Linked DNA regions of Homo sapiens: region 1 is linked to region 2. The links are chromatin loops, found by intact Hi-C in ENCODE. Cell type or tissue: heart left ventricle. All regions are shown on one strand. Each heading gives the region's core, and the rest is flanking DNA. Links, peaks and the distances in the headings are about the cores only.

The links. Hi-C counts contacts between places; a loop is a spot of excess contacts. Peaks named below come from ENCODE experiments on the same cell type or tissue, not always from the same donor. Only the 100,000 strongest peaks of a DNase experiment are listed, where the experiment ranks them.
Region 1: it touches region 2 in a loop (3-fold over the local background); 2 of 110 quality-filtered maps call a loop at or near these places.

What each region holds. Positions count from the first base shown.
Region 1 is chr9:114,067,154-114,077,717 of GRCh38, reverse strand. AMBP (alpha-1-microglobulin/bikunin precursor) reads left to right here. Exons shown (of 10, transcript NM_001633.4): 2 at 978-1,120; 3 at 2,682-2,758; 4 at 3,566-3,682; 5 at 4,692-4,793; 6 at 7,973-8,019. Among named protein-coding and RNA genes, the nearest start is that of AMBP, 5.9 kb to the left of the region's middle. In heart left ventricle, for the core only: no CTCF peak of the experiment used is centred there; a DNase peak (open chromatin) is centred at 5,287; H3K27me3 peaks cover 1,447 bases.
Region 2 is chr9:114,129,102-114,140,563 of GRCh38, reverse strand. No RefSeq gene overlaps it. Among named protein-coding and RNA genes, the nearest start is that of COL27A1, 21 kb to the left of the region's middle. In heart left ventricle, for the core only: no CTCF peak of the experiment used is centred there; no DNase peak of the experiment used is centred there.

The DNA of each region.
Region 1 (10,564 bases), core at 768-8,767, 62 kb after region 2:
TCTTTCCCTTAGCTCTTCCTGTGTCCCCTGCCCACATCCTGGCCTGACTGTGGACAGACACCTGGGGTGGCACAGCGTGGGCATGTGGCCAGCAGCTTTTGGGTTGGGCATGTGGGGCTTATGGGAAGAGGTGAAGCAGGACAGAGATTAGGGTTGGGAGACATTCAGAGGCTTGGGCACAAGGAGAGACCTGGACTGGGGCAGGACACTCTCCTGTGAGTGTGGAGTGCCAGAGCTGCCTTCCAGCCCCCACTCTGCCCTAAATCCCGGGGTGGCTTTGAGAATACCCTTGCCCACCTGGGGCTGTCTCCATGTCTGTATGAAGGGTCTCAGAACCTTCTAGCTGTGGTGTCATGTGGGTTTTGTTTACTTTTAGGGACAAGGAAAGGTCGTGGCAGAGGGGCAATGAGGAGCAGGTCCCTGTGGCAGTCTGGGACGCAAAGGGTGTGGGGCACATTGGCCTGTTCCGTAGGAGCCTGAGGGCTCCTTCAGCTGTCCCGTGCACTTTCAGGAGGAAGAGGAAGCAGGCCTATCCTGAATGACCCCATCATGTTCATTATACTTTTGAAATAATTCCTAACATGGGGCTGTGGGCTGCCTTGCAAGGTGGGGAGCACCCCATCATTGGAGGAGTAAAAGACAGGACTCCAGCTCTTGGGGAGCAGTGGTTGATGGAGCTATGGACAGATCCCACATCTTGAGAGAGTTAGCCCTTCTGCAGGGCAGGTTGGGACCCCAGCCGCACACCTGCTTCCTGGGTTCGCTGTGATGCCTGAAACGCCACTCTTAGGGATCTGGCCTCCCTTGAAGGTGTGTGGCCTCTGATTAGTTGTAAGACATTATCCCTTAAAAGGATAAGTCATTTTGAGGAGAAGGAGGAGGAAGAGGAGGAGGTGGAGGGTGGGGAGCAGATGTCAGCCAGGTCTGCTTTGAGGTCTGAGACTGATGCAGACCCCCAGAGCTCACCTGCCTCCTAGATCTATGGGAAGTGGTACAACCTGGCCATCGGTTCCACCTGCCCCTGGCTGAAGAAGATCATGGACAGGATGACAGTGAGCACGCTGGTGCTGGGAGAGGGCGCTACAGAGGCGGAGATCAGCATGACCAGCACTCGTTGGCGGTGAGCACTAGGGTGGGGCTGGAAAGCTGAGAGAGACCCAGAGACCCACAACCTTCCCAGCCCCGTCCATCCTGGGAAGTTGCAGATCTCTGCTTCCAGTCAGGACCTTCCCGCTGAACCCCAGATCCCTCTACGCTCCTCCACCAGGACGGCCCTTTTCAGGTGTCCTATCTATTCCTCGAGGGCAGTGTCCCAGCACTGTGCCTGTTCTGCAAACTGCTCCTCCCCCTTGGGCATTCCTTAGCCCAGTGTGGGTACTTCAGCCCCCCAGGGACCCAACCTGGGAACTGGGCTCCTCTCTCCCCTGTCACCCATCATCAAGTCCTGCCCATTCTCCTCCTAAATCCCCCCCAACCTGTTCACTTCTCCCCTCTCCACTGCCACCATCCTGGTCCAAGCCACCTCCCTTTCTTTCCTGGTTGTCTGCCACAACCTCTCTACTCTTTCCTCACCTCTGACCTCCACCCTTCCACCCCATCCCCTCTTCACCCAGTAACCAGAAAGACCTTTTGAAAACTCACATCTGCTCGAGACCCTTCCATGACTCCCCAATGCCCTGGGAGTAAGATTCAAACTCTTGATGTGGCTTTCCAGGACCCTCCCAGCACCCAGAACTCCTGCCACACACTCTGCTATGTACTCTGAGTCCTACTCACGTGAACCTGCTTTCAGTTCTGGAACTCTCACGCCTCCAGGTCCTTGCACCTGATGTCCCTTTTACTGGGAGCACCTCTCCTCATTTCCCTGGGCTAATTAGTTCCTGTGGATTCTTCAGAACTCAGGTTTCATGTCACCTCCTCCAGGAAGCCCTCCCAGACACCCAGGTTCAGGTTACATGCCCTTCTTTGTGCCCGAAGAGGACCTCACACTTACCCCCATGTGGTACTTCTCACACTGATTGCATCTGCCTCTCACCTGCCTGCCTGACCCACGCAATTGCAAGCTCCAGGAACCCCAGGGAATGGGGTCTGTCTTGCTCTCTCATGTATCCCTGCCATGTAGCACAGGGCTTGCCACATAGGTGCTGCCCAATAAATATCCATTGGATAAATAGTGCTCATTGTAACAATAATAGCTAATTCGTATATAGTGCTTCCTCCAAGTTCTTTACATATGTGTCAGTTGACCCTCACACTAACCATGTGAGGTAGAAACTATCATGATCCCCATTTTATAAATGAGAAAACTGGGGCAAGAGAGACACAGAACAATACATGGATGACTGTAGGAATTCATCACTCCAGCTCCTCCTGCCTCAGTATAATGTGTAGATTTGATTAAGGAAGGCGGCATTAGTGCTGGCTTTGCCAGGAGGATGGCATGGATTTGTCTCTTCTTCTTTGTCCCTCCATCATATGGAAAATGGGGGTCTCTCAGGGCTAGTGTGAGGATTAAACAAGACATTTGGAAATGTTCATTTCCGAATTAAAAAGCAAACAAAAACACACAAACAAAAAAACCCCAAAACCAAGGCATTTGGAAAGAGCCCTGCAGGAGGGTTGAGTGTCAGGACCATGATCTCTACCAGGAGTGACCTTCCTTTTGATTTGTTCATTTCTAGGAAAGGTGTCTGTGAGGAGACGTCTGGAGCTTATGAGAAAACAGATACTGATGGGAAGTTTCTCTATCACAAATCCAGTAAGTGGAGTGGAAAGAGACACATGCATTCTCTCCTTTGCTTGAAAATACCTTGATGTCCTCAGCTCCCTCTGCCTCTGTAACCTTTCCTCCCATTTAGCTGAGATGTCATCTAGCCTTCCCCCAAACAACTCCTCCTCTTCCTCCTCCTCCTTCTCCTCCTCTCCTCCTCCCCTTCCCTCTCTCCTTCCCTGCCCCCACCCAGTGCCCATGCCCAGAGTAGGGTGATGGTGCTGATTTCGCCAGTCTTCATGTCTTCTTAGGCACCTGCTATCAGCTGATAAAAATTTACTAAGCATCTACCACGTACAGTGTGCATGATGCTAAGTGAGAGAGGGATTTGGACATTAATTTATTTGTTAGTTCAGAAAATGTTTATTGAATATGCTCTATGTGCCAAACAATTGTGTTACGGCTGAATATATGAATGTTTGGCTAGATAGATGGATGAATGAACAAATGATTGGTGACTGAATATATGTAAGGATAAATGAGTCAAAGAGTCAGTTACCTAATAGGTAAATTGATGGAGTGATAGGGGAAAGAAGGAAGGAAGGGAGAATTGATGTATGGAGAGGATAGATGGATTGAGTGATGGTGGATGAATTAATGTGAGTACATGGAGGAGATAGATGGGTGGATAGGGAGAGATTGAATATGGATGAATTGATAAATGGAGATATGGAAGGCATGGGTGGATAGATGGATGGATGAGGAGATGATGTGTGAGTAAACAGGTGACGGACCTCCAGCTAGAAGAGTCTACTGACCACTGATCCCTTTGGTCTGCCTGCACCTCCCATGCAGAATGGAACATAACCATGGAGTCCTATGTGGTCCACACCAACTATGATGAGTATGCCATTTTCCTGACCAAGAAATTCAGCCGCCATCATGGACCCACCATTACTGCCAAGCTCTACGGTAAAGGCTCATTACTAGATGTGCCCATTGGAGTTAAGGGTGGGAGGACATTGATTTATGGACAGTGGAGTGGGTAAGCACAGGGAGTTTTGCTTTTTCCTTCTGACAAAACTCCAATTTGGAGAAAGGTACAATCACTGAGTCTCCCTGGAGGAGGTGAAATTCTCTCTTTTTGATCTCTAAAATTCCAGGCCCAGAGAATTACAGAGCCTCCAGGCCCTTAAAAGAACCAGTGGGGACTGGGGGCTGTGGCTCACACCTGTAATCCCAACACTTTGAGAGGCCAAGGCAAGAGGATTGCTTGAGGCCAGGAGTTTGAGACCACCTTGGGCAATATACTGAGACAGCATCTCTACAAAAAATTAAAGAATTAGCTGGGCATAGTGCATGTGTGCTTGCAGTCCCAGCTACTCAGGAAGCTTAGGCAGGAGGGTCACTTGAGCCCAGGAGTATGAGGCTACAATGAGCCATGATTGTGCCACTGCATTTCAGCCTGGGCAACAGAGCAAGACCCTGTCTCAAAAAAAAAAAAAAAAAAAAAACAGGGATTGAGACCATCCTGGCTATTGAGACCATCCTGGCTAACATGGTGAAACCCCGTCTCTACTGAAAATACAAAACATTAGCTGGGCGTGGTGGCAGGTGCCTGAAGTCCCAGCTACTCAGGAGGCTGAGGCAGGAGAATGGCGGGAACCCGGGAGGCAGAGCTTGCAGTGAGCTGAGATCACGCCACTGCACTCCAGCCTAGGCGACAGAGTGAGACTCCGTCTCAAAAAAAAAAAAAAGGGGAAGAGTCCTTTGTGGGGACTCAGGAGACCTGGGTGGGAACCTGGGAGAGACCCCTCTTCCTCTTGGGAGCCTGTCTTTCCTTCAGTGTATCAAATAGATTAAACTGCATCAATAGTTTTCAAATTTTCCCTAAGTGAAAATCACTGGGCAAAATCATTTCAGGCCCTTCCACTCCAAGCACCTGGTGGTTCTAGGCGTCTCCTCTGCTTCCTCCTTGCAGGGCGGGCGCCGCAGCTGAGGGAAACTCTCCTGCAGGACTTCAGAGTGGTTGCCCAGGGTGTGGGCATCCCTGAGGACTCCATCTTCACCATGGCTGACCGAGGTACATAGCACCCCTCCGCCTCAAATTCCTGTCCCCTCTTCGTCCCTTGTGGGCGCCAGAGACCATCCCAGCCCCTGGGTCCTTACTATAACCCTCTGAGATAAAAAGGCGCCACAGCCTCCCCTCCATAGTGAATCAGGAAGCCAGTGGATTTGCTCCAAGTCTCACAGCTTATTCCTAGCAGAGCTTAGACTAGAACCCATTCAGTGTTCATTCTACTGCCATGTGTCTCAGGGAGGTTGTAGCCAGAATCCACAGATACCTCTTAGGAGGCAAAAGAGTTTTGGGATTAAGAAAGTGGGCTCAGGAATCAGAGTGTTACGGGATCTTTGGGGCATTGCTTTTCTGGCTGGAAACCTCTGTGGCCAGTGGTGCCTTTGCCTGAGTTTTGCTTGGGCCTGCTGGGCTTGTTCCACCCACTTGGCCTGGTAGACCGTGCTTGGCTCATGCTACTGGCCTGGATCCCACACCTCCAAGGGAGACTGCAACTCAGGCATGAAGCGGCAAGGGATGTGTGAGTGAGGGTGGGGTCCAGCCACTGCAGTCAAACATACTGGCTGCTGCCATGGGGTGGGCAGCTCCAGGTGCTGGCATGGTGCCAGCACTCTGTAAGGGTATGGCTGGACCAGGTGCACCACAAGCAGATTTCCCAGCTGGCGCCAGGGAATGGAGTGGTGCTTGGAAGCTCGGAGATGCCAAGAACTGCAGGGCCCCAAAGAGGGAGTTACAGTCCTGGCTGGTGGAGCTCCCAGGTCTGGGCTCCCCAAAGGGCTGCAGCTTTTCTCTCCTTCTCTTCACCTGCAATGTGGTGAGCAAAGGGCATGTTTCAGCCCTGTTTGTGTTACAGTTAGCCTTGCCATTTTGTGGGTCCCAAGTTCTTGTCCTGTGACCAGAAAGAATGAGGTACACAGACAAATGTAGGGTGAGCGAGATGAAGGGGAGCTTTACTGAGCAATAGAACAGCTTGGAGGGGACCTGCAGTGGGCAGCTCCTTTCTGCAGCCAGGGTGTTCTGATGAGTGTTCAGCTCCTAGCAGAGAGGAGACCCTGGAATGGGAAGCTCCTTTCTGCAGGCAGGTCATCTGCTGAGGCTGCAGCTCTCAGCAGAGAGGAGGCCCTAGAGTGTGTGTCTCCTCTCTGCAGGCAAGTCATCCCATTGTCTCCCCTTGTCTCTCTGTCCTCTGTTCGAATCTGGCTGAGTCTGGGGTTTTTATGGGTGCTCTGTACGCAAGTTTGTACTGACTGGCCCATGGGCGGCCATGGGTAGGCCCAGGGAAAAGCACCCCAACTTCCCCATCTGGTTCACAGGACTGGTGGCCCAGGCCCCAGGCTTCAGGCCCTCCCCAGCTTGAAAGTGGGGCTTCACTGGGGACCAGCCTCCTTCCACTCAGGAGCCTGTCAGCCTCCTGCTGCTATTCATGGCACCCAGGCTGTTCATGCCAAGGGGCGCCTGCAGGCCAGTGTCAGGCTGCCATCAGCCCCCACTCGGCCTCCCTTCCACGCTTGTTGGCACCCAAAGTCTGGAGGGGGCTGAGGCAGCTGGGAGCTGGCACGTCAGCACTGCCCTGAGCATGTGCATACCTGTCCAGGCTGCAACAGCACCCTGGCTCAGCCCTGATCTTGCTCCAAAATAAAGCAGGCACCAACAGCAGAGAGAAGCCAGGCAGTGGGAGCAGGCATCCTAGAGTCTGTGGTGGGCAGGGGACCTTCCTGGGCCCTGAGAGTGCAGAAATGCCTGGGTCCACAGCCACAGCAGGGCGGCTGCTGCTGCACCTGGGGAGCTCCTATCCCACCAATTCAGAAGGGGCAGGGCTCCCACTTGTGCCCAGCTCCCACCAGCTCAATGGGGTGTGCAGCCCCAGCCACACCCCTTTGCAGCCTGAGGCAGGGGCTGTGGGCCCTTGCTGGGCCCAGGCTGGTGTCTGGGGCTGGGGTGACATCGTGGCAAGCTCCCTCCATGGCCCCAGCACTCAGGGGTGGCCTGAGGCTCCCCTTGCCTGGCTCGCAGCCCTGCCCAAGGGGTGCTTCCAGGAATGGATTGCAGGCCCCAGGCCCAGCCATCCAGAGTATCAGGCTTGACAGTCACCCCAATGTGGGGTGGACCCTGGGGACATGGCCCCTGGTGGCTTCACACACAGCCTCCTCCCAAGGCACAGGAACCTGGTGCCCTTAGTGGGGTGGGCCTGGTGGCCATGCCACTGGCTGGGTCCCTGAAGCGGACGCCACTCCCATTTCCCACCCCAGGGTCCCAAGGCTACGCCCCAGCTCCACGCCCCAGGCCCAGCCCCATGCTCTGTGTGCAAGTGCAGCACTGCCCTGGGCCCAGCTCTGCCTCAGGGGCCCTCTCTGCCCAACTGTATTGCTCCCCTGCTGGCAGGTGACTCAGCCCAGCCCCATCGTGACGGCCGCCAGGGTGGCAGGCTCCAGGGGCTCCCAGAGGTGGGCTCCGGGGGCTGTCAGCCTCCTCCCCATGACCTCTCCGCAGTGATGGTGGGCGAGGATGGCAAGGTGGAGCCAGAGTGTGGAGCAACAGAGGCTCTGGGCCTGGGAGTGGGGTCTACCTGGCTGCATAAGGATGGGGGTGGCACAGTTGCCTGCCTCAGGGGTGGGAGCCACAGGGGTCCCAGCTCCACCACTGCCACTTCCGCAGTCACTGCTACCACCAGTGCTCGTGCCTCCCCACTGCAGCCAGTGTGATGGCCGCGGCCACTCCGGATGGCCCACTGCTGCCATCAAGAGCACCTGGGTTCGAACTGAGCTGTGTGGCCTCTGGCTAGTCAACTTCTCAGAGCCTCATTTCCCTCCTCTGTAAATTGGGCATAATAACACCTTCCTTAGAAGTTGCTGTAAAAGGCAATGCAATAAAACCATTAAGTACAATAGCACTGTGCTCATAAATGCTCAGTCAGTGTTAGCTATTGCTATTCTTTCCATGATGCTGATAAAATGATGCTAGTGGGGTGGGGTGGAGTGGATAGATGGTAATGATGGTGCAGCCACCAGTCTCTTGCTTTTCCAGTGAATGGCCTTGAGCAAGCCACACAGGCAGGACCATTCATGAAGTGGACTAAGGCACGACAAGTTCCCAGCACGATGCTCACCAAAGATACAAATCCGGGTCTAGGATGGCCCCTGGGCCTGGTCCTGTTATTCACTCCTCTCTCCTGCTCTGTGACCTAGGTGAATGTGTCCCTGGGGAGCAGGAACCAGAGCCCATCTTAATCCCGGTGAGTGCCTCATCCCCCGACCCCATCCCACCCCATCCCACCCCACTCTGCCCCAGGCACGCTGCACACTTGATCCTGCTGCGGGGGGAGGCAGAGTCATGGGGAGGGGGTGAGAGAAGGCAGCGATGGCCATGAGTGTTGAAGTCAGACTCACTGGGGCTCCATCTTGATTCTGCCACCTGGACTAGTTGCCAATCCATCTGGACCTCACTTGTCTCATCTTCAAAACAGGATAATCACAATTACCTTCTGGGCTTGTGGCAGAATTTAATGACATATAGAAAAGTTCTTAGCACAGTGCCTAAAAGCATCTAAAAGAAGTAAAACACTCAATAATGAAATAACAATCCTCAATAATGAAATAATGATATTCAGCATGAAAAGAAATCAATTGATTTCCCTAAAAATCAGCAAACCTGAGAACAAGCAGCTTCTCAAGCCTTCTCTTTTCCTATGTTGCCTTCTGATTTTGGGGCTTTCCTATGCTTCTCTTTTATTTTCTTGCATTTTGCCACATCAGTTACACTTTCTTCATTCTCTTGTCTCTGATTATTTGGAAAATTATATATCCTATTCTACTAATGTATGTATGTATGTACATGGGTATATATCTGTGTGTGTATATATATATGTGTATATATATAAATATATGTGATATTTATTTGGAAAAATATTCTTGAAAATTGCGAAACTATAAACCCCCCACAAAAGACAAAATGTCCTTGTTCCTATGTAGAATTAACAGTTAACACATTAGATATTTGCTCCTATATTTTAAAAGAAAATGACCATTGATCTTACAAAACTAATAAATGGTCATTATAAAGAATTAGAGGAACACAGAAAAGTATAAAGGTAAGTAAAGGTTTTTTTTTTTTTTTTTTTTTTTTAATCTCACCACCTCAAAACTATCAGCAGTCACACAGTTTCTGGAATCTTGCCACACATATGGATAAAAGGACTTATAGAAAAAAGGACAAATGGATGATCAAATTTAGATATACTGTTATTAAATGGGATTATATTACAAGTGCTATTTCTAATTTTTAAAAGCATTAATTGTGGTTTTACTTGAATTTTTTTTTTTTTAATTGAGACAGAGTCCCACTCTGTCACCCAGGCTGGAGTGCAGCTGCATGATCTTGGCTCACTTCAACCTCCGCCTCCCGGGTTCAAGTGATTCTCTTGCCTCAGCCTCCTGAGTAGCTGGGATTACAGGTGCCCACTACCACGCTTGGCTAATTTTTGTATTTTTTTTTTCAGTAGAGACAGAGTTTTGCCATGTTGGCCAGGCTGGTCTTGAACTCCTGACCTCAGAAGATCTACCCGCTTTGGTCTCCCAAAGTGCTGGGATTACAGGCGTGAGTCACTGTGCCTGGACTTTTGATTTTTTTTTTGTTTAAAGAAACTGAAGTGGACTTCTTGATCTTCAAATGAATATTTAGTCATGAGAGGATTTATGTCCTAAAGATTCTTCTAAAGTCAAGGTTGTGAAAAGACATTTAAGAGGCTGCCATCACTGTATATTTTTAAAGAGTATATTTATTATCTCCGTGACTTGAAAGACAGACAGGAGCACTCCCTTTGAGAGTGAAACTCTGTGGCAACTCTTCGAAAATTTCTTTTGTCTTTTAAATTGTCTAGATCGATACCATTCCCGTCTTCTCTGTCTCCATAATCCCATCTTTTAGAAGTAGTTCTATACTTTAGTGGATTCTGTTCTTACCTGTAGTGAATATAACCACAGCTTCTCCGTTCCCGAGTTATTTATTTCTATTATTCTCTTAATTAGTGCCATTTCTTTGCCAGGTGGTGTTTTTGAGGAGGGTTCATGGGTGTTTCAGTCCATGAATTCTCCCATGTTTGAGAAGGTCAGTCAGTTTCCTTCATATTTGATGCCATTTTGCTTGGGTGCAACAGTCTTGGGTCGCGTGTTCCTTCCCTTAGAACTTTGTATATGTTACTCCATTGTTCTCAAGCGCCGATTATTGCTATGAAAAAGCCCGAGACCCGTGTGATATTTCTTCTCTTTGTAGGCAATTTATTTCTTCTGTTCAGATGCCTGGGAAAACTTTATCATTAAAATCAACATCTTAACAAAACCTGTCTTGATGTTGAAAATTCTATTTAAAAATTTATTGGGGGTTGGGTGCAGTGGCTCATTCCTGTAATCTCAGCACTTTGGGAAGGTGAGGCAGAAGGATCACGTGAGGCCAGGAGTTTGAGACCAGTCTGGGCCACATAGTGAGATTCCATCTCTACAAAAAGTGTGTTTGTTTGTTTGTTTGTTTTAAATTAGCCAGCTCAGTGGGTGGCACTTGTAGTCCCAGCAAATCGGGAGGCTGAGGAGGAAGTATTGCTTGAGCCCAGGAGTTCTAGGTTACAGTGAGCTATGATTGTGCCACTGCACTCTAGCCTGGGCAACAGTGAGACCTTGTCTCTATTTAAAATATACATCCTGAGCCAGGCATAGTGGCTCACACCTGTAATCCCAGCACTTTGGGAGGTGAGGCGGGCAGATCAAGAGGTCAGGAGATCGAGACCA
Region 2 (11,462 bases), core at 1,664-9,663:
ACCCCTTTCTGGCTGAGCGGACAGATTGCTTGACATCTTTGAGCTTCTCTCTCCTGGTCCATAAGGCAGATAATTCTAATCTTTCTCTTGCCTCCTCCACAGTCTTACTGGAAGTCTGGCCAGTGAAAAAGCTTTTGGTAAATTGGAAAACACCCAATACTCAGAAAAAGACTTTTATTACTATCATTATTGCCCTTATCTTCATTCTAAGGTGTAATCTATAATTGTATACATCTGTACTTGTACGCAGTCTCCGTCCCTTTCTCCTCTTTGGGCCTCAGTTTCCCTGCCTGAAACCTGAGTAGTTTGGCCCAGAGAATCTCCACGGGGCCTTCCTTCCAGCTCCAGCTTACCATTTCTATGACCCATTCATTCAGTCAACAAGTGTTTATTGAGTTCGAGCAGCTTGACACGGTGAGGAAATGAAGGACCAGCCTCTCCAGAAGGCTCTCTGTCCAGGCTGTTTCAGCCACATACGCAAATTTCCTTGTGTTTTCAAAAGACAAATTATGGGAAACATGTTATTCACCAAAACACACTCGCCCCATCTCTCAGGGAGAAAAAAAAAATCCCTTCAATCCCATCAAGAATTAAGCTAACATTGGATAGAAACTCACCCTTGTTCCTCTGGGCATCTTTCCAGAGGCTCACGTCCCTGTTAAAAAAGGGGAAACTGTATGTGGCCGTGTCTCTCTGGGGCTTCTGTAGACCTGGTAAACAACCTGTGTTTGTCCCAGCTCCTGCCATCCTGAGAGATCAGCCATAGCCAGGGGGAAAAAAAGCCGTGTTCTATGCTCAGCCTGTCCCCAGAGTGAGGAAAATTGTCCATAAATATTTTCATCTTCATGATTACCAAGGGAGTTGAGAGGAAGGCTTTGATTCTCCAAGACCCTGGACCCCTCCCTTCCTCTGGGGACCCTGTGGTCAAAGCTGACCTGGGTGTCCCATCTCTCACCCCCAAATTATAGGCTGCTGCCCATGCCGCCTGCCCCCAGGCGGTGGTGGGATTAGAGGTAGGACCACACTGTACCACCACGGCCAGCCTCAGAACTGTTGGAATAGCCTCTCCCAGGCGGCTGGTTTCCTGCCCAGAGCTGGGTGGTCAAGGCAAAGGAAGGGAGGACCCTGAGATGGCCCTGGGGGGTGGGAGATGGTGCTGGGGGCAGGGAGAGGGCCCCCAGGATGGGGGCTGGGAAGAGGCCTGGCATTGCCATCTGGATCTTGAGTTGCTCTGCTCATCAAGGCCACGCAGAAGAGGCCCTGAGAGCACTGCTGACCCAGGGAGGGGTTTATGGCCCAGCAGATCCTTGGAGATTAATGGATTTGCAAGATCCAAAGGAAGAACAGCCGACGGAGGAATTTCAGTGATAGCCGCTGACAAAGACATTCGGGGTCAGGAATCTTGACCCAGAACTCCTAAAATCATCCCACACAGAAACCTCCTGTGTCCTGTCCTTCCTTGCTATAACCTCCTTGCTCTACCTTCTGGAAATTTCTAAAAGGGAATGTTGCATCGGGGTGTCGATCTGACTTGAGAATCTTCAAGGGTCATCCAAGTACAAGGTTCTATGGCGTCTGTGGTTCCTAGATCACTTGAGCCATAAAATTTTATGCCAAAAGTGCTAGACTTCTAATGCCTTTTGATGCCAGAGCTCAGAAGCTCAGAAAACCTGGAATCCTGCCTGGTGCTGATTTTCAGCTTCTATGATTCCATGCTTCTGAGGCTAGGATTTCTGTGATCCTTCAACTCTGTGACCTATTTCAAGGCAGACAAGGATCTTGCACAAGGGGGCGTTCATTCCCGGCAGGGATTACGTGTGGAGGAGCCCCGTGTGGCCAGCTGACCGCTCCTCCAGCTATGATGGGCAGCAGTCCATGGCCCAAGGCTCCCAGAGCCCAGCTCACCTCCTGACTTTTTTGGCCAGATACTCACTTGGCCCTCACCTAGCCCTGAGCAGCTCCCCACAGCCCGCGTCACCAGGTGTGGGCCGGGATGCTGCAGCAGCTGGCACCAATGCCTCAGCCTCTCTCTATCAGCATCCACTCCCATGGGCCAGGAGAAAGGAGGCAGTAAATATGTCCCCTTGGGGTGTAATGGCCCCCCAGGGAACTCAGAATCCAAGAAAGCAGAGAAGGTGGGCTTGTCCCTGGACTCAGTCCTTACCGTTTTCATCCTGATGGACCCAATGAGCACCAGAATAGCCATATCTGGGTGATTCAGAGGCCCTTTCGGCCTCAAAATAGCCCATGGCCTACCTCTGTTGGAAATCCCATGTATAGGAGGTGCTCCTTTAGGTGAAGGTCTCTGGAAAGACTCTAATGTGCTACAGGGGAGACAGGGACTCTCCATTCTTTTTTTCGTTGTCTTATCCATATATTCACCATGCCCGAGAGCTAAATCTCAGCCCACAACTCAGGGTACATGAAATATGACCTTCCTTTACTTCCTTCGGATAAGCTAAACATTCCACTTTGAGTTTACTTATCACCATGCTGGTAGGAAATTCATCTTGGTCAGTATGGAGACGCCCTTACAGCCCCTACCCTGGTTATGCAAAAGTCCTGGGGTCTTATGCAGTATACCACGTTCTTAGAAGTCTCTCTGTCCTTCTGCCCCCATCTGTGGCCCCTGAGGTGCTCATTGGGCCAGATGTCCCTTTATGTCCAGTGACCTGGTGACATGCCTCGGACATTGGAAGCTCTACTGAAGCTGGAACATAAATATGTTGGGTCTAGCCTGCCTAGGAACACCATGGAGCATCCCCTCCTCCCCTGAGGTTTTACGTGTTCCCCACAAATCTAAGGACCTGCCCCCTTTCCTCTTCTCCTTGCTTCAGAGGTGCTCGGCCTCTCTTCTTCCCCTCTGGGACCCCCATCTTCTCACTGAGCACACAAAAGACTTAACATCACACAGCTCCGGCTTTCAGCCCTTTCCACTCCAGCAACCAGAACATCTAAAGGGCTGACCACCCGCTGGCACTGGGGATGCAGGAAGCAGCATACAGATGAGCACCCACAATCATCACCCCATACACAGTGATTTGCACATGATCTTGGGCGAGTTCTTGGAGTAGCTGCCTGGCTCCCTGCTGACAATGACACAAGTTGGGCCCTGGAGGAATGGGGCACGGCATATGTGTTACGCCCTTCTTGCGTTGCTATAAAGAAATGCCAAAGACTGGGCCATCTATAAAGAACAGAGGTTTAATTGGCTCACGGTTCTGCAGGCTGTACAGGAATCATGACGCCAGCATCTGCTCAGCTTCCAGGGAGACCTCAGGAAGCTTTTACTCTGGCAGAAGGCAAAGCGGGAGCAGGCACAAGCCATGGCGAAAGCAGGAGCAAGAGAGAGAGTTGGGAGTGAGGTGTCACATACTTATAAACAACCAGAACTGGTGGGAACTCACTCACTATCGTGAGGACACACCGAGCCATGAAAGATATGCCCCTGTGACCCAAACACCTCCCACGAAGCCCCACCTCCAATGCTGGGGATTACATGAGACTTATAATGAGATTTGGAGGTGACATCCAAACTGTATCAGCAGAGGGATAGGTTGTGGGGTCAACAAGGAGGTAATAAGATCTGAGCACTGGGGCCCTTGGGGAAATTAAAGTTGAGTGTAGCCAGGTGCAGTGGTTCATGCCTGTAATCCCAGCACTTTGGGAGGCCAAGGTGGGAGGATTGCTTGAGCTCAGGAGTTTGAGACCAGCCTGGGCAACACAGTGAGACCCTCATCTCTTAAAAATATTTAGAAATTAGCCATGCATGGTGGGCATGTGTCTGTAGTCCCCGCTACTTGGGAGGCTGAGGTAGGAGGATTTCTTGATCCTGGGAGGTCAAGGCTACAGTAAGCCATGATTGCACCACTGCACTCCAGCCTGGGTGACAGAGTGAGAACCCCCAAAATTAATAAGTAAATAGCTGGGTGTGGCAATATTGGCAGGGTGGGGTCTGGAAAGGAGATGGCATTTGGGGAGGATTGACTAGCTCAGCCATCCCCAGGGCTCTGCCTGCAGCCTTAGGAAGGGGCCTGAAACTGCTAGGGAGAGAGAAAGCCACACCTTCCGAGGAGTGGGAGGTGAGGGGTGGGAGACAGGTTCTGCCAGCTGTGCAAAACAGAGTTGGGAGCACTGGCTTCTGTCCCTGGGTTTGCCATAATTCACTATGTGACCTTCAGCAAGTTCCCTCTCTGGGCTTGGCTCCATCTGTGAATAAGTGCATCAGTCGGGATGGTACAAAGGCTTTCCCCTCCTGTACTGTTGGTCCTGATTGCCTGATGCCCATAACTGCATATCTATCTCCAACTGGCTGTCTGGTACCATCCTTGACTTTGGTCTTTGTTGAGTCCCTCCTGCCATCTTTAATAGAGTAGACCAAGGGCTGTTGTCTTAAGTGGAGTTTGGTCTGGAATCACAGCTCCAAGATGGCTGGGGATGGGGTGGAGCACACATCCATTGGAAGCGGCTGCATCTCTTGGCTCTTTTTTTCCCAGCTGCAGGGTCCAGCTTGGTAGCCTCTCCCCTCACACACATAAGCCCCCAACATGCACACACACATGCAAATGTAGCCTGGCCCTCTGGAGGAGAATCAGCATTGCCTGGCAAGGAGGGCAGCCAAGGAACCAAGGCTGCAGAGCCTGGAGGGCTGCTCTCAAGGCCTCGCTACCCCATAGCCACAAAGGTCCCTGTGATCCAGCCCTATCAGACCTTTATAGCCCTATGACTAGTGTCACTAGTCCCTGCCTGAAGCCCAAGTTGCCCAGTCACACAGCATCAGCAGTAATGGGAAAGAAGGAAAGAAAGAGACAGAGTAACTGAGAGATAAAGACAGAGAGAGACAGAATTTGAGAAAGAGATGGAAGCAGAAAGGGAAACAGGAGAGAGAGAGAAGACAGAGATAAGGAGACAGAATCATGGAGAAGAAAAGAGGAAGATGGAGAAAGAGAGAAAGAGGAGTAATACGGAATGGGGCTGGGAGAAAGATAGCTTTGAAAGGGAGAAGAGACTGAAGGAGAAATGGAGAGAGGCATGGACCAAAGAGAGAGAGAGAACACACGTGTGTGTGTGTGCACACACACTCACACATACATTCTCATACACACACACATTCTCATACACACACACACACACATTCTAATACACACACACATTCTCATACACACACACATACATTCTCACACACACATGCACACTCACACACTCTCACACTCATATTCTCACACACACACTCTCAGACACTCCAAGCACAGGCCCAGAGAGGAGATGGGAGACACCCCTCTAGCCAGGAGTGCTCTTCACACTCAGCCAGACCAGCAATGACCCTCACAGCCCCTCAGAGGCCCTCAGACGCTGAGAGCCTGGTTAGCGCTCACCAGCCAGGGGACCTTGGACATTACACCTGTGAATGAGACCCTTTCCCTTCAGCAGCTAGGGGTGAGGGTGTTCCCAGGCCTTGGAAGAGTCTGTCCAGCTGCCCCTGCCTCTGGCTTCTTGTCCTGACAGCCCCTCCCCTTCAGGCACAGTCTCCACGCCCCACCTCAGGCAGCCACTCAGGACTCCCGTGACAGAGGACTGGGCTATGGCCCAGGCAACACAGGGAGAGAAGCTGGAGACCCAGCAGACTGGAAGTGTTTTTTCTGGGGTGCATCCCAGCCAGAGATTCGAAGATCCCAAGCTCTGGGACAAGCAAGACAAAGAGACCCCTTAGGTCAGGACTCCTAGAAAGTTCCAGGCTCCATTTAACAAATATCTCCTGAATACCTGCTAGGATCAGCCTGAGCAAGGCTACCCCAAGCTCTGTCTTTTAGGCTTCAGCCCTCCATAGCTTTGGGAACGTGGCAGATTCTCTCACTAGGATGCTGCTCCCTGTACCTGTGTGCACCCATGCCAAAGTGGATGTGTGGCTGCTGGTCTCCAGGGGATGCCTTGAGAGGCCAGTGCCTGGGGTGGGGATCAGAGGCCTGGCTGTGCCTGCTGTGCAGCTCATGCCACAGACTCACCTCTCGCCTGTCCCCTTCCCTCTCCTGCTCCCCTTTGCTGCCCTCACCCTTCCCGGATTGTGTCAACAAATCCCACACGTGGTGGGTCATGCCTGTAATCCCAGCACTTTGGATCCCTTGAGGCCAGGAGTTCAAGATTAGCCTGGGCAACATGGCAAAACCCCATCTCTACAAAAAAATACAAAAATTAGCTGGGTATGGTGACTCACACTTGTAGTCCCAGCTACGCAGGTGGCTGAGTCGGGGGATCACATGAGCCCAGGAGGTTGAGGCTGCAGTGAGCCATGATTGCACCACTGCATTCCAGCCTGGGCAACAGAGCAAGACCTTAAATCCCACACATCTGAATCTCAGTCTCTCTCTCTCTCTCTCTCTCTCTCTCTCTCTCTCTCTCTCTCTCTCTCTCTGTCTTTGTTTCTAGGAAACTCAGCCAAAGATGACCACCGCTCAGCTTCAATTCTTTCTGAAAATAGGGGTACTAAGGCTGACTCCTCAGGGCTGTTTTGATCATTAAATGGAAGGTGGCATGGAAACCACTTGGTATGGGGCATGTCTGGCACGAAGGAAGCCATCAATACATGCCAGTTGTCATCATCATTATCATTGTCATTATTACCACCAGCATCACCATTGCCTTCATCACCATTCTTATCATCATCATCATTGTCACCACCACAGAGGGATGTGGAGAAACTGGGATAGTGAGCCCAGGCAGGCCCTTCTTCTGTCCCATGCTCTATCTCTGGCACAGTCATCTCCCATGAGCTTCATGCCCCTCCATCCAACTCCCCTTGGTCCTCCACAGCTGTCCTCTGGATACATCAAACTCAACCTGTCCAAGACTGAAACTGTCATCTCCTCATACCCTAAACGTGCTCCCTCTCCAGGGTGTCCCTCCCACCTTCTGGCATAACCATTTTACAAGACAGAAATCTAGAAATCATCCTGGATGTTCTCCTTTGTCATGAAAAGTTACCAGTCACAGTAATCTTCCTGTCCCCAAGGAGCATAAACATTATGCCATTTGTTTACATTTGTAATGACAAGGACAGAGCCTGGAGTAGAGGTGACACTCAAGACATATTTGCTGAATGGATGAATGGGAAACTTCAACAAGGAAGGACATAACTAGCCTAAAGACACACAAAGCATGGTGGATACAGGACCTCAGACCCAGGGCTCCTCCCCTCGCAGGTTTCTGTGCATAGAGCAGGCAGCAGAGCTGTGGGGAGCCAGCCTGAGGCCCCTTTCCAGACAGTGACTCTCCGGAACCCAGAAAAGGGACCTCCATCCTGGGCCCTTTGAGTCTCTGGAAAGAACCCCTTCCTCCCAGCCCCGCCTCCTCTGCTCAGCCCCCTGGAAATACAGAAGTAATGAGCAGCACCAGGAGAGGCCCGAGGATGCTCAGAGACTCTTCTGAGATGCTGGCAACAGGCCCCTGGGAGCTTCCACGCGCTTCTGAGTGATCTGTCTGGGTTCTAGCCACACGGCAGGCTCCCCAGAGGATAAGGCATCTCCTTCTCTCCTTGGGGCAGATAAGCAGCTGCTGACCTTGCCTCACTGGCTTTTGGGACTGGAGGGACCTGGGCCACTTCCTGCCACCCATATGGGAAGATGGAGGCCCAATGGGATTGCCCAAGGTCCCCCTGTGGTTTATCAGCCACATCTCCCGAAGTCAGAAATAATAGTCACTGCCATAGCATATTTGCTTAGCCCTTGTTCTAGCCCCAGGTGCCATGTTAGGTGCTCTGTTAGCTACCATATGTTATTTAACTGTCACATCAATTCCAAGGCACAGGCCTTATAACCCCCATTATGAACATAGGGGCAATGTGGCCTAGAAAAGCTGAGCCACTCGCTCAAGGTCACGCAGCTTCAAGGCCGGGTTAGAACACTGGCTAGTCTAGGCATCTCGCAGTCAGCTGTGACACAGGCCCCTCTCCCCGCAGGTTTGCCCCTTGTCTTGGGGGACTGGGCACAGGTACCCAGCCAGTGCTGGGGGCAGAGGCGTCCACAGCCCTCCCCGGCTGGCCCTCAAAGCCCCTTTCACAGCCCTGCTCCACACCCCACTAGGGCGCCAGACAAAACCGCTAGTGTTGGGATTATTTTTCTATTTCCAGATGGATCCGTTAGCTGGCTCCATCCAGGGCCTCCCATCACTGCGTGGGGGCCAGGGGCCCAGCGCCAGGTTAATATTAGGAGGCAGCAGGGAAAAAAAGGCAACCCAATGTAGCTCCTCAAAGAATTCTGGGCTGTTCTACCAGCGCAGCCTCGAAGGAATATTCTTGGGGCATTTAAGGGGGCCTGGCAGCTAGGCAGGCCACCAGGAAAAAAATACTTTTTTTTCCCCCAAAGGAAGTTCTTGAGTGTCTCAGTTTGGGCAGGGGGCCAGAACAGAGTCCCCTGGTGATCTGGGGAGCTGTCTACTCAATGCTGAGCTGAGGAGGGTGTTGTTTAATTCCTCCAGGCAGTCACTCACTTAACCAAAATTTACTGAGCACCCAGCATTGTCAGATGATGTGCCACACCCCGAGGATACCAAGGCTTCTAGCCTGGTGGAGCCTCATGGCTTAGTAGGAAGAGGGACTTTTGTGGGATAATCAACATATAAATAGAAACTTACAACTGCTGATAAAGTGCTATGAAAAGAAGGCTCACGTATAGAGGATATCAGTCAGTCATTGGCTTTTTTCTTTTTAACCACCCAATCTAAAAGTCTCATTTTTTCAAAAGAAGAAAAATAGGTATGACAGGGACTCTCCAGAACCCAGAAAGGGGAACAGAGCCAGAGCTGCACCCATTCCCTTTGACTGGGTCATGGCAGAGCAACGCGGACAGTGATGGGATTCTGGTAGTGGGGGAATATGTGAGGAAGATCTGGTGTGGGGAACTCATTGATTACACTGATTGAAGTCAAGTGCATTAGAAAGTTGTCACCAAAGATCATGAAATCTGTCTCATGGAAACCTGACTCAGTTACTATTACCAGAAACCACAGCCCGGACCAAGGGCAGAATTGTCTCATCCACCTTTTTTTTTTTTTTTTCTTAAAGCCAGGGTCTCACTTTATAGCCAGGCTGGAGTGCAGTGGCATGACCACAGCTCATGCAGCCTCTACCTCCTGGGCTCAAACAATCCTCCCAGCTCAGCCACATGAGTAACTGGGACTGTAGGTGTGCATGCCTGGCTAATTAAATTTTTTCTTTTTCTTTTTTTTGCAGATACAGGATCTCACTATGTTGTTCAGTATTGTCTTGAACTCTAGGGCTCAAGCGATTCTCCCGCCTCAGCCTCCCAAAGTGCTGGGATTACAGGGGCAAGCCACCATGCCCGGCCATCATCCACCTTTTGATCTCTGCCTGGACCCTTGGATACCAATGCCCAGGAACAAAATCAGTGGATATGGACAAACTATTGTAAGTCTAGATAGGAAGTTGGGACTGGCAGAGATGGGAGGTCCAAGGTCCAGGTGAAGTCCCAGGGGCATTTGAGCTGAAACCATCCTCTCAATGGGGGAGTGTTAACCATCACCCCTGTATAAGATAGTCCATGGGGTCGGGGGGCCTTAAGAGGAACCTCTGGAGGGAGATTTCCACTTATGCTGAGAAAGAGGGCCAAACAACGAAAGAGTGAAAATGGGAGGTGGTAAACAACCAGTACTGGAGGGGGAAGGGGGCAAGCAGAAATCAATGTCCCTGGCAGAGACTGGAGGGGAAACTTCTGGCCTGGTTAGGGAACTGGACCAGAATCCAGGGCCAAATGAGGTCTACAAATGTTTGTCACACTCAGGATTCTGGCAGGAGACAGCATACTCCAAAGGGGTCAGCTGAAAGAGCATTTAATGCTCCAGGAAAAATGACCAAGTAGCTTATAAATAAAGATGCTACTACTATTGATAATAATAAAAACTTTTCAGCGGAAATATTTAAAGCAAGGCATCTACAATGGGCGGGGTTATGGGAACCAACCAGGGCTGGTAAAGCACCCTGGAGCTAGTGACTGTAGTGTGGAGGGACAAGGTAAGGAAATGTGTTACTGGGGCCAGGCAAGAGAAAGAGCCATGGAAGGGGGTGCCCGACAGGACCTGTGGCCTCAGGAGAGCAGTCATTACCAAAGCCACAGCAGGAAAGAGAGGAAGCAAATACCCTGACCTCACTCCTTTCCTACCTTTGGATTGGCCAGTGTCTCCCGTAAGCCAAATCCATTCAGGAATCGGGGCAACGAAGCCAAGTCCGGCAGTCCCACCTGGAGAGGACAGCCCTCTGGGGCACAGAGAAGGGGACGAAGGGCAGAGGGTGGATAGAGGGTGTGGTGTTTCAATGTATGTGTCTACTTGACTGGGCCACGGGGTGCCCAGATTAAACTTGCTTTCTGGGTGTGTCTCTGGGGTGTTTCCAGGTGAGATTAGCATTTAAGTCAGTGGATTCAGTAAAGTATATCCCCTTCCCCAATGTAGGTGGGCATCATTCAATCAGTTGAGGATCTGAATAGAACAAAACCTGTAGGAAGGAGGAATTTCCCACCCATGCTCCCACCACCTTTTCCTCTCCCTCACTACTTAAGCTGCTCATCTTTTCTCGCCTTCGAACTGGGATTTACACCATCAGCTCCCCTGGATTTCCTAATTGTGTGAGCCAATGCCGCATAAATTTCTCTATATATGTGTGTGTGTGTGTGTGTGTGTTACACACATATAGGATATACATATCCTTTTGGCTCTGTCTCTCTGGAGAACACCAACTAATACAGGGAGACCAGAGAGGAAGAAAAGAATAACCAAAAGAGATGTGTTTTAATTGATTATCCAAACATGCCCACCAGTTAGTTGGCCACAGGCCTCAGCACTCCCAAGTGCCTTACAAGGTCATGACCTAGTTTGTACCTATGCTCCTAGCTGACCCCGAGGCATTTAAGTGTGTGACTCCTGGAAAGATGAACTCAGATGTACCTTCCAAGTCCCCCTGAATTCATGATTCTCAGGGAGGTGTGGGGTAAATGAAGGTAAGAGAGTCACTTGTTTAACATGTACTGAGTCCCTGCTCAGTGTTGTTACTTGGCCAGTGTTCTGGGGAACCAGGGATTGTCAAGACAGACCTGTTTTTAACCTCGGGGAGCTTACAGCCTGATGGAGGAGACACGAGTTTATTCATTGAACAAATATCTGCCAGGCCTGGTGATAGGGTTTGGATTTGTGTCCCTGCTCAAATCTCACGGCAAATTGTAATCCCCAGTGTTGGAGGAGGGTCCTGGTGGGAGATGATTGGATCATGGGGGTTGATTTCCCCCTTGCTGTTTCTTGTGATAGTGAATTCTCATGGGACCTGGTTGTTTAAAAGTGCGTAGCACCTCCCTGTTCGCTCTCTTTCTTGCTCCGGCCATGTAAGATGTGCCTCCTTCCTCTTCGCCTTCCGCCATGATTGTAAGTTTCCTGAGGTCTCCCCATCCGTGCTTCCTGTATAA